2 separate regions of the Mus musculus genome follow, and region 1 is linked to region 2. A link is a loop called in an ENCODE intact Hi-C map of the cell type or tissue named here. Cell type or tissue: heart. All regions are shown on one strand.

The links. Hi-C counts contacts between places; a loop is a spot of excess contacts. Peaks named below come from ENCODE experiments on the same cell type or tissue, not always from the same donor. Only the 100,000 strongest peaks of a DNase experiment are listed, where the experiment ranks them.
Region 1: it touches region 2 in a loop (3-fold over the local background); 7 of 42 quality-filtered maps call a loop at or near these places.

What each region holds. Positions count from the first base shown.
Region 1 is chr7:28,898,728-28,906,727 of GRCm38, reverse strand. It overlaps Actn4 (actinin alpha 4), which reads left to right. Exons shown (of 21, transcript NM_021895.3): 10 at 1,273-1,503; 11 at 2,040-2,187; 12 at 4,701-4,851; 13 at 8,000. Among named protein-coding and RNA genes, the nearest start is that of Gm44700, 14 kb to the right of the region's middle. In heart, a CTCF peak has its summit at 6,552 (motif pointing right); DNase peaks (open chromatin) are centred at 3,627, 4,290 and 5,277; H3K27ac peaks cover 3,463 bases.
Region 2 is chr7:28,968,377-28,976,376 of GRCm38, reverse strand. Eif3k (eukaryotic translation initiation factor 3, subunit K) reads left to right here. Exons shown (of 8, transcript NM_028659.3): 5 at 1,708-1,774; 6 at 2,151-2,228; 7 at 3,720-3,845; 8 at 4,939-5,005. The coding sequence ends at 4,970. Among named protein-coding and RNA genes, the nearest start is that of Eif3k, 9.5 kb to the left of the region's middle. In heart, CTCF peaks have their summits at 489 (motif pointing left), 3,172 (motif pointing right) and 3,504 (motif pointing left); DNase peaks (open chromatin) are centred at 3,686, 4,296, 4,396 and 6,246; H3K27ac peaks cover 774 bases.

The DNA of each region.
Region 1 (8,000 bases), 70 kb after region 2:
GGGAGAGAGGCAACACACAAGGAGTCAGGAGTAGATGGAATCTCATGTAGCTCAGGCTTGCTTTAAACTTCTGATCCTCCTGACTCCCAAGTACTGGAATAACAAACACTATTTTGCTGTCGAAGTAGATGTAGCATAGTAGTAAGGCCTAGACAATATGAGATACAGAATGCCTGGCAGGCGTCATGCCAGCCAGCTCTTGAGTCCAGAGCTTGGGTTCATACTGGGATGTTGAGATTCAGCTTCCTGTGTTTTTGGAACCATGAAGCCTGGGCCTGAGGACTTGAAGGTTACTGGAATCAGGTGTGGATGTGAAGTGTGGGGCCTCCTGAATGTTGGGCAGGCACTCCCCCCTGAGCCATGTCTTTAGCCCCACCACCCGAGCTACATGATTTCATGGACTGGGGAGACTTGAGAGTTGTTTGGCTGCCAACCCAAGGTGGCACCTTCTGGCCAGCTGAGGACTTTATGGATTGTATACTGGCAGAGCTGGCACTGAGCCGTAGTGGTTGCTGGAGCTTTTGCCTTGCATGCACAAGGCCCTGGCTTCCGTGGGACTGATAGAACTAAAGGCAGCACTGAGCTGTACCTGCAATTCCCAGCCATAAGACAGTGTGGAAGTCACAGTGTACACTCGGCCTGCTGCCTCTGTTTCTGGTTTTGTCTTTGATGTTAAGAAGCCATTTCTGTGTCTTTACTGGTTTGGAATGCCTAAACTGTTGGCCTGTTAGTGTTCTTCCCTACCTTGTTAAAGATCAGAGTAGGTTGTAAGAATACTTGTCTTTTTTTCTTCCAGTTTTCCATTTTGGGGTGCCAGGCCTTGTGTATGCACTGGCCATCCAAGTGAGGCAAACATAGGTAGGCCTTTACCATTGTGTCAGGTACGGTCAAGGCCTGAGCAAGAGTCTCAAGGCCTGTGAGTTCAGGAGTCACAGTCCCCTGACAGTATGGAAAGGGAACCAGTATGTCTTCTGGGAAGGGACAATGGACTTGGACCACCCTCTTCAGTCTGGGCAAAGAAGACTTTGAGCAGAGGCATAAGCAGAAAGTAGGGGATAGCACAGTGCTTCCAGGAGTGGCCCACGTTCACAGACCTCTGCTGTGGGGCCCCCACGGAAATCATGGGAAATTTGGGTTTGGGAGCAAGGCAGCCCTGAGATCAGGGCTTTTGTAACTCTACATCCCACTTCCCGTAAGCTGAAGAGGCAGTCTTTCCTGGCAGCGCCCTGAGCACCTCCACAGTAGCTAACGTGGCTTCCTACGGGCCCACAGCTTCTAGAGTGGATTCGGCGCACCATCCCCTGGCTGGAGGACCGGGTGCCTCAGAAGACCATCCAGGAAATGCAGCAGAAGCTGGAGGACTTCCGAGACTATAGGCGTGTGCACAAGCCGCCCAAGGTGCAGGAGAAGTGTCAGCTGGAGATCAACTTCAACACACTGCAGACCAAGCTGCGGCTCAGCAACCGGCCTGCCTTCATGCCCTCCGAGGGCAGGATGGTCTCCGTGAGTTGACTGCCACCCACAGTTTGGGACCCACAGTAGGGCATAAAGCTTGGCTGCCATCGTTGTAAATCAGCCTTTGGGGCAGGGATGGTGATGAGTGCTTCACATTTCCTGACTATTTCTTCTGAGGTTTTACACTCAAAATTCTCTGCACCACTACCCAGCCATACCACAGTTTGTGTGGACCATTTGAATAGTACTCCAGGCTAACAAGACACCTTTCAAGGTCTACTCAGCAGCGTCCATCCATTGATTTGCCCACCTGCCCACTCACACTGAGATTCATTCAGTTAGCCCAAAACTATCAATGCAAAGGATCCGAGTTGAGTCCCCAGGATCCATGTCAGGCAGCTCACAACCACCTGTAACTCCTGTCCCGGGGGGATTAAGAGCCATTTTCTGGCCCCTGTAGATACCCACACACATCTCTCTCACACACACACACACACACGTCACACACACACACATCACACACACACAGAGGCAGGCTTCTTCACCAGCATCCTGTGAGACCTCTGCTCTCTCCTACCCCACAGGACATCAACAATGGATGGCAGCACCTGGAGCAGGCTGAGAAGGGCTATGAAGAATGGCTGCTGAATGAAATCCGTAGGCTGGAACGGCTTGACCACCTGGCAGAGAAGTTCCGGCAGAAGGCTTCCATCCACGAGGCCTGGACTGATGGTACGCTTCCCATGCTGCCTTGCTCTCTGTCCACTCTGAGTATGCCAGCACATGCAGTCCCTCTCGCCTCTGCTCTGACCTAAGATGGCTTATGGGTGAGCCCCTCCTGGATTACCCAGGAACAGTACAGCAAGGCTCTTCCCTGTGCCTTCACACTTGCTATGTGCCTTCCAGGAATGGTTTCCAATCCCAAGTTCAGCCTACCACGCTGCCTGTGACTGGGCTTCACAGCACCTTGGCCAGGTTGCATTAGTCTGTCTTCAGTCAGCACCCTGTCCCCAAGCCTGCTTCTCAGCAGCACTGCCTGTCTGACCCAGGATGGAGAATCCCATAACATCCTTGGCCTTTGGTTGAGTCCCATTCCATCGCTGAGATTCCAGATTCCTGGGAGACTTAAAGCCCTCAGAAAATGCCCATGAAAAACAAAGTCATGACGTGACACGCCCACAGACAAGCTGCCACTCAGTGGAGGCCCTGGGCTCAGTCTCACTGCTAAGACATAAATAGCCCTCCAAAAGACGCCTCCTCTTTAGCACTACCAGTTCTCCACCACTGCTACCCCGTGCACGGTTCCACAGGGAGCCTCCTTAGCTCCTTAACCATGTGGGCATATCGCCCCAACCGCAGCCAGATGCTGAGCACCACTACACTCCTGCTCTCACTCACATTACCTCAGCCCGGCTGTTGTCCAGAGCAGGCCAAGGAGAGAAGACAGGAGACAGGCGGTAAGCTGACCAGGCTAGGCACTACCTCCTGCCTCAGAAATGGCGCCCTTCAAGGGCAGCCTGGGCTGTACAGAGGGTTCCAGAGTAGTCTAGATTACAGTACAGTGTGAGGTACTACTGTATTGAAAATCCAAGCTTGGCCCTATGCACAGTAGTTTCCCAAGTGGGTAAGTCTTGCCCTGAGAGAACTCAGGCATATAGGCTTGCACTTCTCCTGTGAGGGCCTTAAAGTATGTAAGGAATGCCATAACTCCTATGCCCCATATGCAGCTAAGGTGTTTTCTGCTGTGTCTTGCCAGCTCATTTTCTAGATTATGCTGTGGTTCTCACAAAATGAGCTGGAGGTCTGGCAGCTGGTTTCATGGGGCTGTGGGTGTGGTAACCCCTCAGAGCTCCTTCTCTGGGAATGCCTGGGGCTAGGCTTGCACTGTAAATGAGGCCCACCTGCAACTAGACCCAGTATTGGTTGACACCTTCACACACCTGTCCCTCCCAGCGGTTGGCAGACCTTCTGAGCCCCCACCTGTATTCTAAATCATTGTGGGACCCCTGCCCCGGGGAGAGATAGCAGAATTGGTGGGGCCTGCCCATGTGGATGGTTTCCAGAGGGACTTAAGTGCCTGGGAATAAACCCAGACACCACTGAGCCCCACATACATCCAAGGCTGCCCTGTAGACACACTTGCCAGTTCCCTGCTGAAACAGCTGAGGCTGAAATCTGCTCAGCTGCTATTTCTGGTTCCCACCCTTGGGAGAAAGCAGTTTGGAGAAGGGAATTGCAAGCTTGCCTTGTGGTTAAGCCCTCCAGCCTGGGGCGGGGGTGGTAGGCCTATGGAGTCTGTTTTCCAAGTCCACCTCTCGCCTCCTGGTGCCAGCCCTGGCCTGAGGGTGGCTGGCAGTTGCTAGGCAGATGAGGCTGGGAGTGGCTGAGTGGGGGTGGCAGCAACTCTTTCCATTCTTAACCATCATCTTGCTAAAATTCAGGATGGGCAAGGCCGCATAGATGTTGTTGCTGGCACTGTTTTACAAAGGGGAGATTGGCCAAGGGGTGCCAACTGTTTGCCCCAGGTGTTCTGGGGGCTGATCTGAGGGTAAGCCCAGAGGCCATTGGAAACAGGGCTCCTTGAGGGAAAAAGTGGAGGCCTGACTGCCATCCTGGCTGGCATTTCCCTCAGTAAGTAGCCTGTCGTCCCTTAACTTACTAGTAGGCTGCTTGGGCTTTTGCTCTGGGCATGTAATTAGCCCGGCTCCAGGACTAATAACAGTGTTTCTCCCTTCCTTCAAAGGGTTTGGACAGCCCCACCCACTGTGCCAAGAAAGCGGGTGGGGCGACAAGACTGGGTTAGGACCACCACCCAGGAGAACTGGCTCTAAAAAGCTGGCGCAGGCACAGCTCCTGGGCCCAGACTCCAGGCTTGTCCCTTTCCTGATCCCCATAGGCCTGGCTAAAAGCCCAAGGCTTCTCTCAGTCACCATGTCCACAAATGGGTGTCTGTAACTTTTCGGCCTTGGTATCAACCCTTCTATCCTGGTTCTCTTACCAGTAAGAGATACTATTTAGAGCATAGTAGTTACACTGTGATATCTGTCTCAGGCCCGTAAACACCAAGTATCAGTAAGTCTGTACAGAACTGCACAAAACATAAATGGGCTTGGAGTTTCCCCAAGGGCAAGGAGGAAGGTTCCAGTACTAGGCTCCATCCTCTGCGGTAACAAATGTCCATTCTGCTGCACCTCGGCCTGTCAGACAGCTCTTTGACTGTTACGGTGCCTCTGCCACACCTGTAGGGAAGGAGGCCATGCTGAAGCAACGGGACTACGAGACAGCCACCCTGTCAGACATCAAAGCTCTGATCCGAAAACATGAGGCCTTTGAAAGTGACCTGGCTGCACACCAGGACCGAGTGGAGCAGATTGCTGCAATTGCTCAGGAGCTCAAGTACGTGTGCCCCTATGGCATCATCAGCGGCGAGCTTGGTTCTGTCCCCAGCTCTCAACCCTGGCTCCTCCTAAACACCGGGAGAGCCTTACAGAATGAAGGCTTCTGCCCATGCTGTCCCAGCACCAACAGGCAGAAGGGACCTAGGTTCTCCAGCACAGGCATGACCTCAGATTCTAAGGGTGCCTGTCTCCCCAGCCTGCCACCCTGTGTGGGGAGTGCTGTACAGTGAGCCTGTTGTTCTGCCTGCTCCTGTCCCTCCTGCTCAGAATACAGTCACTGTAAGGGTTTCCAGGCAGCCAGTGTCCCTCTCTTCCCCTGCCCAGTCACATAAATTTGTGCACACAGTTAGTACACTGCACCTCAAGAGCCAATGAATGGGGCCCTTATTACAGTGGCCAGCAACAAGGCGGGGCCAGGGAATGGGAGGCCTGGTCCATTACATCATGGAAAATCCACAGGCCCTGAAGGGAGCTCCCAAAATAAGATCCTTGGCTGGAGCTGCTCTTTCCGCAGACACCCCCACCCACTATTCACCCCAAACTTGAGCAATTCTGCAAGGCCTTCCCACCCTTGCCAGTGGGACCACAGAAACAGGGCTAGTTTCTTCCTGCTTCCCACTACAGTTGGCCACAGTTTGCACATTTGCATACCAGAGGTTTTTGTGACCAATAACTTTGGTACCTTGGGGTTACCCTCCAGAGACCTGCTCGTCCAAACCAAGGAAAGAAATGCAAGTAGCACTTACATATGAGTGACAGGTGAGATGCCCCTGAAATAAAGACTTGGAGAGCTGGGCTAGGCTACTCTTCAGATACTAGGTCCCAGCCTCATGAGGCCTGTTCCCCTGAGGCAAGGTCAGGCAGCCCCAGAAACAAAATTCTAGACATGGCCCCAGAGGAAGGAAAGGAGGCTACCTGGGTGCCATCCCATTGTTGGGTATACAGCAGTATCACAGAACTCTCTGGAGTCCATGCCTAACCAACAAGAATGTTACATTTATCGGCCCAGCATTTCTCAAGTCAGCCAAGCAAGTGCCAGGGTGCAGTGTGTGCATGCTTCAGAGGGAGACAGAGTGCATGTACCTGCGTCTCCTCTGTCATTGTCTGTGCCTGTCACAAAGCTTAACTTATACACCAGCCACATCAGAGATTAGCAGCAGCAATAAAATAGTACAGCTAGATGTTTTGTTTTGTTTTTTTCCAAAGACAGGGTTTTTCTGTGTAGACCAGGCTAGCCTCAGACTTGATCCTCTACCCCTCAGTACTGGGATCAAAGACATGGGTCACCACATCTAGCTTTAGAATAATTTTGTAATAAGATTGTAGCTGGTCTTTGCTACGTTGTGGGTTCTTCTTTCTCCCCCATAACTAGCTAGGAAAGAAAGGATAGAGGAGAGAGATTCCTGAATCTAATTTCTTTCCTCCTTTCTTTTTTGAGCACTACGATTAACAAACTGCAACCACCAACCCTGCTTATGGGTCTTTAGCATTTATATACCCCCTGAAAAGTTCCCAAAATCATAAATGTCATACAATCTGCGGCTGGCAAAACCATGCCTCTGCTAGAGCATGAAGCGAATCATAGCTGCTGTGGACAGTCAGAAGCAGGCCCATAGCCCACACCTGAGATTAAAATGCTAAAATGAAAACTTGCTTGTTTGTTTATTTTGGTGTGCAATGTTCTGCCTGCACAGCCAGAAGAGGGTGCCAGATCTCATTACAGATGGTTATGAGCTACCGTGTAGTTGCTGTACATTTAGCTCAGGACCTCTGGAAGAGCTGCCAGTGCTCTCAACCTCTGAGCCGTCTCCAGCCTGAAAGCACATTTTTATGATATTATGTTTTTTAAGAAACCAAAATTGTCACTACAGACAGAGCATTTATAAATAGAACCTTTCAAGCCAGCAACCCTAACATGCCAGTACTTTCAGGCTTCAGTAACCAAGAGTGTAAAAAGCCAGCCTTTGCCATTAGTGATTTGGTTCTTTGTCTTTTTGTCTGTTTGGTTGGTTGGGTTTGGTTGTTGTTGTTGTTGTTGTTGTTGTTTTGAGGCAGGATCTTTCTAGTTCATAAAGACCTGATTTTATAGCTGACTGGCCTTAAACTCATTCCTGTTTTAGCATCCTTGGTGCTGGGATTACAGTTATGAACCACTGCAAGCTGTCTCTGCTAGATGTTGTTAAAATCAAAAGAGCAGCCGAGAGCCAGGAAAATGGGTCAGTGGGTCAAGACATTTCCCTCCAAGCCTGGAGATCTGAGTTGATCCTGTTATCCACACGGTGGGAAAGAGCTCTCACCACAAATTTTCTTCTGACCTACACACACAGACACTAAAGTAAATAAATGTAGAATTTTAGAAAAGAACGCACTATCCCAGGGACTAAAGTTCAGGTCTCAGGACCCACATCTGCCAGCTCATTGCCTGGGACCCCAGTTCCAATAGGTCCCCTTCCGACCTCCATGAGTACACGGGGTCAGGTGGCTCAGTAAGTGAAGTATTTGTTGTGCAAGCATGAGGATGCATTTGTATCCCTAGAGCAAATGTAGAAATCTGCATGGTGGCACATTGCCTGTACTCTCAGCCTAGGTGAGGCCGGGACAAGAGGATCCCATGATGTCCAAGGTCAGGGAGAGACCTTGTCACAATAAGGTGGAGAGGGTAGGCACCACACAAGCCTGACAACCTGAGTTCATTCTCCTGCGCCCACAAAAAGCTGGATCCCCTGTAACCCTGACCCCTCTAACTCCCCAGGAGCTCTTAGGCCATGTGCCCTGAAATATGAAGCCCAGAAACCATAACACTGAAAGTTGTCCTCTCCTCTCCACAACACACTAGTCATAATAAAGTAACTATGAGGTGGGGGGTGGGGGTGCACACCTTCAGTCCCAGTCCTCAGAGTGTGAGGGAAGGAGGACTCTTGAGTTCCAGGCCAGCCAGGGTTTTCCAGTGAGGCTCCGTCTAAATGGAAAGGGGAGGTAGCATCACTGAGGCAGACGCTGACATCGGTCTCCACCCTCCCTGAGTGTGCTTAGCCAACACAGTAGCATGCCTGCTCCAGTCTGTCACCTCTACCCCAGGGCCTGAGCTCCCTGGGGTGGAGTCTGTGCCTACCACCTGCTGGGTCTCATCTCTGTCTACTCCACAGC
Region 2 (8,000 bases):
TTTTGAGTTCGAGGCCAGCCTGGTCTACAGAGTGAGTTCCAGGACAGCCAGGGCTACACAGAGAAACCCTGTCTCAAAAAACCACACACGCACACAAACCACACCAAAAAAATATGTATATATATGTGATCTTCCCCTGTTTAAAAACTATTTATTTATTTATTTTATGCATGTGAGTGCTCTATCTGCATGTACACCTGACTGCCAGAAAAGGGCATCAAATAACAGGTAGTTGAGAGCCACCTGTGGTTGCTGGGAATTGAACTCAGGACCTCTGAGTTAACCACTGAGCCATCTTTCCAGCCCAAAATCTTGCCTTCTAAAATAAATGTTTAGGGGGCTGGAAAGATGGCTCAGCGGTTAAGAGCACTGGCTGCTCTTCCAGAGGTCCTGAGTTCAATTCCCAACAATCACATGGTGGCTCACAACCATCTGTAATGGGATCTGATGCCCTCTTCTGGTGTGTGTGAAAAGAGCAATTATAATAATACATAATAATAATACATTAATAATTATTTTTAAAAAACAAATGTTTAGAAAAGAAGAGTTGGGGCCAACTTTGACTATATAACAAGACTATCCAAAACACAATGGCAAAAGAAAAAAAAAAAAAGAGACAGCCAGGGCTTGAAGAAATAATACAAAACAGAAAAGTCTGATATCCCAAAAGTTCATGTTCAGTGGGTCAGGCCAGGGACTGTGGGTCTCCGTTCTCAGTGCCCCCCTCCCCTGTTGACCTAGAAGCTGCTCTGCTTTGCTCACTGAGGGTTCTGTGGTACCCTCTGCTCAGCTTTCAGCACACACCATCTCCTGTTAGACCCACAGTAACCTTGGCCTTCAGGTGTCCAGTTTCCCGTGCAGACAAGGCCAAGGGCTTCCAGGATAGTTGCTCTCATAGGTTTTCTCCCAACTTAATGGCTTCCACCAAAGTGAAGCCCTTCTTTCTCCAACTCTTGTTCTTGTGTTTGTTTGTTTGGTTTTGGGTTGTTTTTTTTGTTGTTGTTGTTTTGTTTTTTGTTTTTTTTTTTTTGTTTTTGTTTTTTTGAGACAGGGTTTCTCAGTGTAGCCTTGGCTGTCCTGGAACTCACTCTGTAGACCAGGCTGGCCTCGAACTCAGAAATCTGCCTGCCTCTGCCTCCCAAGTGCTGGGATTAAAGGCGTACGCCACCATTGCCCAGCTCTCCCGCTCTTGTTTAAGGGAGTTTTGCTGAGAGTAAAAACCTGGAGGGGTGAAGGATGAGCTGCAAAGAGGAAACTTCCAGGCACAAAGCCGCACAAAGGGCCTGAGGTAGGCAGGTCTAGTGAGGAGACCCTTGTGGCTGAAGGAGATGGAGGCAATGGAAAGTGTACAGATGACCTGCCTGGGTGTGTGTGTACACATTTACCTTCTATGATTTGGTTGTTGGACTTCCCAGCCAGGCAGAGGCAGGTGGATTTTTTTAGTTCAAGGCCAACCTGGTTTTTCAGGGCCAGTTCCAGGACTGCTAGGGCTACACAGAGAAACCTTGTCTTAAACCAGAGACAGGGGCGGGCAGGTGGGCAGGCAGGCAGGCAGGCAGAGGCACGATCTCCTGTACCCGGATTGCTCACACCTGCTGACTCAGAACTTTTGATCCCTCCTGTCTCAGCCTCCACAACGTCAGCACTGACTGGTTAATGCTGAGTGATGGTGCTAGTGTTAATACTGGGGCATCCTTTCTTCCACAGCAAGCCCTGGATGAGAACATGGACCTTCTGGAAGGCATAACTGGCTTTGAAGACTCTGTCCGAAAATGTGAGTCCTGGGAGCCTGGGTTCCCGAGGGCTTAAGGCAGTGTAGCAGGGACTTGGGAGAAGGGGGATTAAAAATGAGGCAGACTGGGCCTTGTGCAATAGCCAATTTTATTTAGAGCATAAGTTTATATTCTGAAAGTTAAGCATGGTCATACGAGCACAGTTCCCAAAGTTCAAGCCATATACAGCCCCGAGGATAAAGCTGCGCTTGGAAGTGGTTTTTTAATAACAGAAGCAGCTGTGTGTAATCTGGAGCAAGCCCTTGCTGTTTACTACACCTGCGGGGGACACAGAAGAGCCCTCAGAATTCTCACACAGCTCCGTTCCTGGATTACGTGCCAGCGGCCTCTTGACTGTCTTTGTTTTGATTCTCACAGTTATCTGCCACGTGGTGGGCATCACGTACCAGCACATCGACCGCTGGCTGCTGGCCGAGATGCTCGGAGACCTGACTGGTGAGGCCTGGTGCTGTTTCTGTCAGTCTGAGAGGAAAAGGTGGTTGGGGCATGGGGCCTCAGGCAGCTCAGGGGAACCCACCGCACCTTTCCGAGGTTGTTACCTGCCCCAGAGTGTGGGTGAGGGTTTGGTATAGGATGTTGCCTTCTGTATCTCCATGAGTTCAAGGCCAACCAGGGCTATGTAGTGAGACACTGCCTCGAAAACACCCTGACCAGGTGTAGTGCTGTCCTCCTGGAATTCCAGTTATAGGAAGCTGGAGCAAGAAGATTGTCTGGAATTCCAGGCCAGCCTGGGCTATAGCATGAGCCTCTGCACCAACCAGTTAACAGATGCACATGTCAGACAGTGGTCCTGATGCTGACCTTGGCAGTGAATAGGAGAGCTCAGGCCCTTTTCATGGATGGAGCGAAGTGGAAGCATCAGCACCTTGTAGTTGGTGTTGCCAAGGGTAGCAGGGCTGCTTTGGAGGGATGGCATTCGGCCTCTAGAGGAGGCCAGTGTGGCCCTCCTGCAGCAGGGGCCTGCCTGTCATGTGTGCTGTGCCTGCGTGCCCTGGAAGCATACACATCTCTGGAGAACTTCCGTGGTCTGTCCTCTGGTGACAGGACATGGGACGGCTCTGAGAAGGCCCAGCCTTGATTACAATGAGGTTCTTAAAAGGTCCCTCCAAACCAAAACCCTCAGCACTTGAGTTTGCAAAAAGTGGCGCTGGGCCGGAGAGAGGTTCGGCAGCTGTGAGCATCTATCTCCTGCTTGATGCGGAAGAAGGTTTGCGGGGTCCAGCACCCATTGTGGGCGGTCACAGGCACCAAGAAATTCCATGCAGTTTCTCACCCTGGGAGCACCTGCGTACATTCACATTTGCGCACACAAATGAGTACACCATTGCTCTCCTCAGATACACCAGAAGAGGGCATCAGATCTCATGGTTGTGAGCCACCACGTGGTTGCTGGGAATTGAACTCAGAACCTCTGGAAGAGCAGTCAGTGCTCTTATTCGCTGATCTCCCCAGCCCTAAATAAATGTTTTGTCTTGTTTTTATTTTTAAAATAAATAAATAGTATTGTTAAGAAACTAAGGGAACCTGTGCCTGGAGGCACAAATTCTATAGTCCTGGTACTTGGAAGAGAGTCGGGAGTATTAGGAGTTTACGTCATGATGAGTCCAAGCCAGCCAGGGCTGCATGAAATCCTGTCTCAAAAAAAAAAAAAAACCAAAGCCAAAACCAAAAACCTACAGAAAAACCCCTATGTGACTAGGAGAAAGAGGCTAGTGCGCCCCCTGGTGGCCAAGTGGAGACTGAGCCCCAGATTGCTGGCTTTGCCCTAGAGGATCTCTTCTTCCGAGTCCTGCTGCTGTCCAGGCAGGAGTTGGCCTAGAGCAGTTAGCAAAGGGGGCTTGGCCTGCTCAGCCCCGATTCCTCTGCCTCCAAAGCCCCTAGTGTTAGGGTTCAGGCCACCAACACCTCCGCCCATGTCACCTGCAGACAACCAGCTGAAGGTGTGGATGAGCAAGTACGGCTGGAGCGCTGACGAGTCAGGGCAGGTCTTCATCTGCAGCCAGGAAGAGAGCATTAAGCCCAAGAACATCGTGGAGAAGATTGACTTTGACAGTAAGTGGCCTGGGGCCGCAGACTGTAGGGAAGACAGTGTCCTGGTGGGAGAGCAGTGCTGGGTGTGCAAAGCACGAGGCAGAGCCTGTATTCCTGGACTGGGAACTGTCTGCCAGATTCCAGGTTGCTGGCCCAGGGAGAGACTGTGAGGGATGCTGAGTAGTCTCCCCTGCTGGATGTGAGCCGTCCATGTTCTCTCTCTCTCTCCCCCCCTCCCTCCCACCCCCCGCCCTGGCATTCCTCTAGACCAGACTGGCCTCAAACTCTACCTACCTCTCCCTCCCGAGTGCTGGAATTAAAGACTTGTCCACTCAGGGCTGTGGCTCTCGATGAGTCATTTGGTCCCACCATAAGGTAGTTGCTCTTGTTCTAACTTGGAAACTATTAGAACTGGCACAGTGCCTGCCTCCTCGTGTAGAGAGAGCCAGGCGCAGAGTGAAAGGCAGTGACAGCCGTTCCTGTCACATTTTGAATAAACAGTCTTATCCCAAAAGAGGAAAAAGTAGGTGTGGTGTCTTTGATCTCAGCACTCTGGAGGCTCAAGGCCAGCCTAGCCTACCTAAAGTGACACAGGCATTTAGCTAGGTGCCCTGCTTCATCCTTCTCTCAGAGGAAGTGACCTGAAGTGGGGAAGGACAGGGACACGCCTCCTGCTAGGGCTCCTCCCCCTTCTCCCAACTTTGGCTCTGTTGAGGGCCACCAGCTGGTCAGTGGCCAAGCTGAGCATCAGTGAGCTGTGTCACTTCCCACTGGGTGCTCTGACCTCTACAGAAAGTGTCCACCATGCTTGGGTCTCAGAAGTCCACACAGTTCTATCTGCAGTGGAGAGCTGCCGGCCCGGCCAGTGTCCCTCACATGGACCTAGGCCAGGGCTAAACACATGCAGTACTTAGTGCCAGACTGGTCAAGCTCTTCTTTTAACTCTAATCCTGTACAATAGATGGCTATGCTATCACCATATCCAAGACCACTAAACAGGACAGCACCAGACTACCTTTGTGGTGACTGTGACCTGGCCCTGAAGGACAGCGGCTCCCTGGGAGGTGGCTCTTCCTCTCTTCACAAATTCACCCTGTTTCTTCCTCCTCAACAGGTGTGTCCAGCATCATGGCCTCCTCCCAGTAAGCCAGTGTGCGTTAATAAAGATTTGTTCACTCCGCCCTATTGTCTCTTGCCTGTACCCTCAGAGAGCCAACTTGTGGCCCAAGCTGGGGCCCTTCCCTCTTCTCGGGCGTCCCCCATGCCACTTCCTCCTTTGTCCCACCCTGCTGCCTTTCCCTGCCCCTCCTTTTCTGACCTGTGAGTCAGTGCAGGATGGGGTAGGCTGAGGCCAGTGAATGGCCTTGGGAGGTGCCGCCCTGGGGCCCTGGGCTCCTCAGAGAGGAGAGCAGAGCATGTTCTTGTCTTTGACAAGTCACCTGCTTCTGGGAAGGAGAGCTTAGTGCTTCCTCGGCTGGCAGGGGTGACAGCCTGCACTTGGGAGGTGCAGGTAGGAAGATCGGGGATCAGAAGCCACCCTCAGCACCAGGCTCTGTCTTTAAAAGGGGGGGCTGAGCGGGCCTGGTGGCGCATGCCTTTAATCCCAGCACTCAGGAGGCAGAAGCAAGCGGATTTCTGGTCTACAAAGTGAGTTCCAGGACAGCCAGGGCTATACAGAGAAACCATGTCTCGAAAAAAAAGAGGGGGGGGTGGTTTGAGGGGGTCAGTCCATAAGCTTTCTGCTGCTCTAATAAAAAGATGTGGTGACACACTTGTAACCCCTTCCACTGGGGAGTCTGAGACAGGAGCTTCCCCGAGGTTAGCTGGCCAGCCTCTTTAACCACGCTGCTGAGCTCGGAGGCCAGCAGGGAACCCTGATTTAATTGGTGCTAAAGCTATATTCAGTGTGGTTCGGTTCTGAGCATCACAACACACATGTAACCGCAATCTTTGGGAGGTTGAGCCCCACGTGTACATATGTACACACACCACACTGGACGACTTGAAGTGCTTTGCTCTGTTCCTCTAACAGCCCTTAGCTGCTGCTTTTCAGTAATCCAAAACTCCTTGATTCACCAGAGAAACACAGATGAGGAAGCGGGAAGCATTCATCTTGGGCTCTGATGATCTGTCGCCCAGGTTGTTGGCTGGCCTTTCTGGAGGTTATAGTTGGAAAGGTTACCAGACTGTCTGCCTTGTCAGCTGTCCTCCCAGCCACCCAGTTCATGTCACACCCAAGATATTCCAGGTATTCTGGCCAAGAAACCTTGAACAGGTGATTTCAGTGTGCACAGGGTCAGGGGTGAGGTCAGTGGAGATAAGTGACCCAGTAAATGTGCAGCCACTCCCATCTCCCTTGGGGCCTGTTCTGTCATGCCAGGGAATGGACTGCTGGCATGTTCATCCCTCCCTGAAGTCAGCACTCACCCGTCATTCCTCCTGAGGATCCTGGCCCAGGGAACCAGGGTGGGGCACACACCCTTTGCTCCGGCCTTTAGACCTACCCTACCGGAGCCAGCACCCGGAACTAGACCTCATCTTAACCCTGGGGACAGCAAATAAATGACTGTTCCCGAAAGCTCTGAGGTGCTAGAGGAGGGAGGGCTGGTATGCTGCCCCACCCTCAGCCATCTTGTGTAGAAATCAAGGAGCCATCTCTGGGTGGGACCACAACTAGGCATCCGCAGCAGGTGCTTCTGTGTAGGATGCAACTTGAACAACTGGCCACGGCTGCTGCTCGGGAGGAGAAATGACCTCCTGCCCTTGGGCAGCCGGATCATCTCACTTTCAATCTGGCTCTGACTAAAGACTACTGACGTGTGGGCGGGCGTTGTTTAATGGCTGGAACCTCTGTGTGTGTGTGTGTGTGTGTGTGTGTGTGTGTGTGAGAGTGTGTGATATAAAACTCCAGAGTCTAACTTGGTGAGTGTCTCCTGGAGCTGCCACAGTCACCTGTGACAGTCCACTGTCCACCCCCAACTTGGGAGACAATCCTCTGTCCTTTCAGGAGACTCCTCTTACAGTGTTAACAAAGGACACAGGAGCCAGCCATAGTTTCCTGGCATTCTGGAGGCTGAGGCAGGAGGACTGCTTGGAATTCAAGATCAGCCTGGAATACAAAGGGAGACCCTGTGTGGTGGAACACTAACAGGCATAACAGCTAGTCTTTTAAGTCTAGAGTAGTGTGCTGGATGGCATGGCGGCACACTCCTTTAATCTCAGCACTGTGGAGGGAGAGCCATGTGTGTTCCAGGCCAGCCAAACTACATGGTAAGACCCTGTCTCAAAAGGTTAGGGTTGGAGAGATGGCTTCATGACTAAGAGCACTTGCTGTGCTTATAGATAACCTGGGTCCGGTTCCTAGAACCCACATGTTAGCTCACAATTCTCTGTAACTATGGTTCCAGGACACTCTGCTCCCTTCTGTTCTCTGAGGGGACCAGGCATACATATGGTGCTTGTATGTATATGTGCACAGACACAGACACACACTCCCGTATGTACACACGTTCTTAACAAAGAACCAGCAGTTGTGGTTACTTACAGGAGACCCTCAGAGTCAGACTACCCTTAACAGTCCCCTCATGGAAGTGAGAGGTGTATGAGCCCCTTCGTCCCCAAGTATATAGAAGGTCCTATCACTCCCATGACCAAGGGTGTTGGTCATGGAAGTGCTCAAGGGACCATTTCATGCAAACCTCACTATCCAAGCAGCTGCCTCTACTTCTGAGCTATTGGGCTGGAAATCCCAGTGCCCACCAGTAAATGGGCAGGGAGGGTGATGGCCACTTGATTCCATCACAAGAGTCCTGAGCTAAGCTGGGCATGCAACACACCCATGGAATCCTAGCTATTGAGAGATGGGTGATCAGGAGTTCAAGGCTATCCTCAGAGAAGTAGGGCGTTTGAGGCCAGAATGGCTTACTTGAGATCGCCTGCAAAAAAGCCATTTCCCTGGGGTCCTTCTGGTTTCAGTAAAGATCCCACATGTCTCTGTCGCTCAGAACCCAATTCTAGGGAGTCACCCTGATTGTCCCAACAAAGTTAAATTCATGATACTCTTTTTTTTTTTTTTTTTTTTTTTTTTTTGAGACAGGGTTTCTCTGTGTAGCTCTGGCTGTCCTGGAACTCACTTTGTAGACCAGGCTGGCCTCGAACTCAGAAATACGCCTGCCT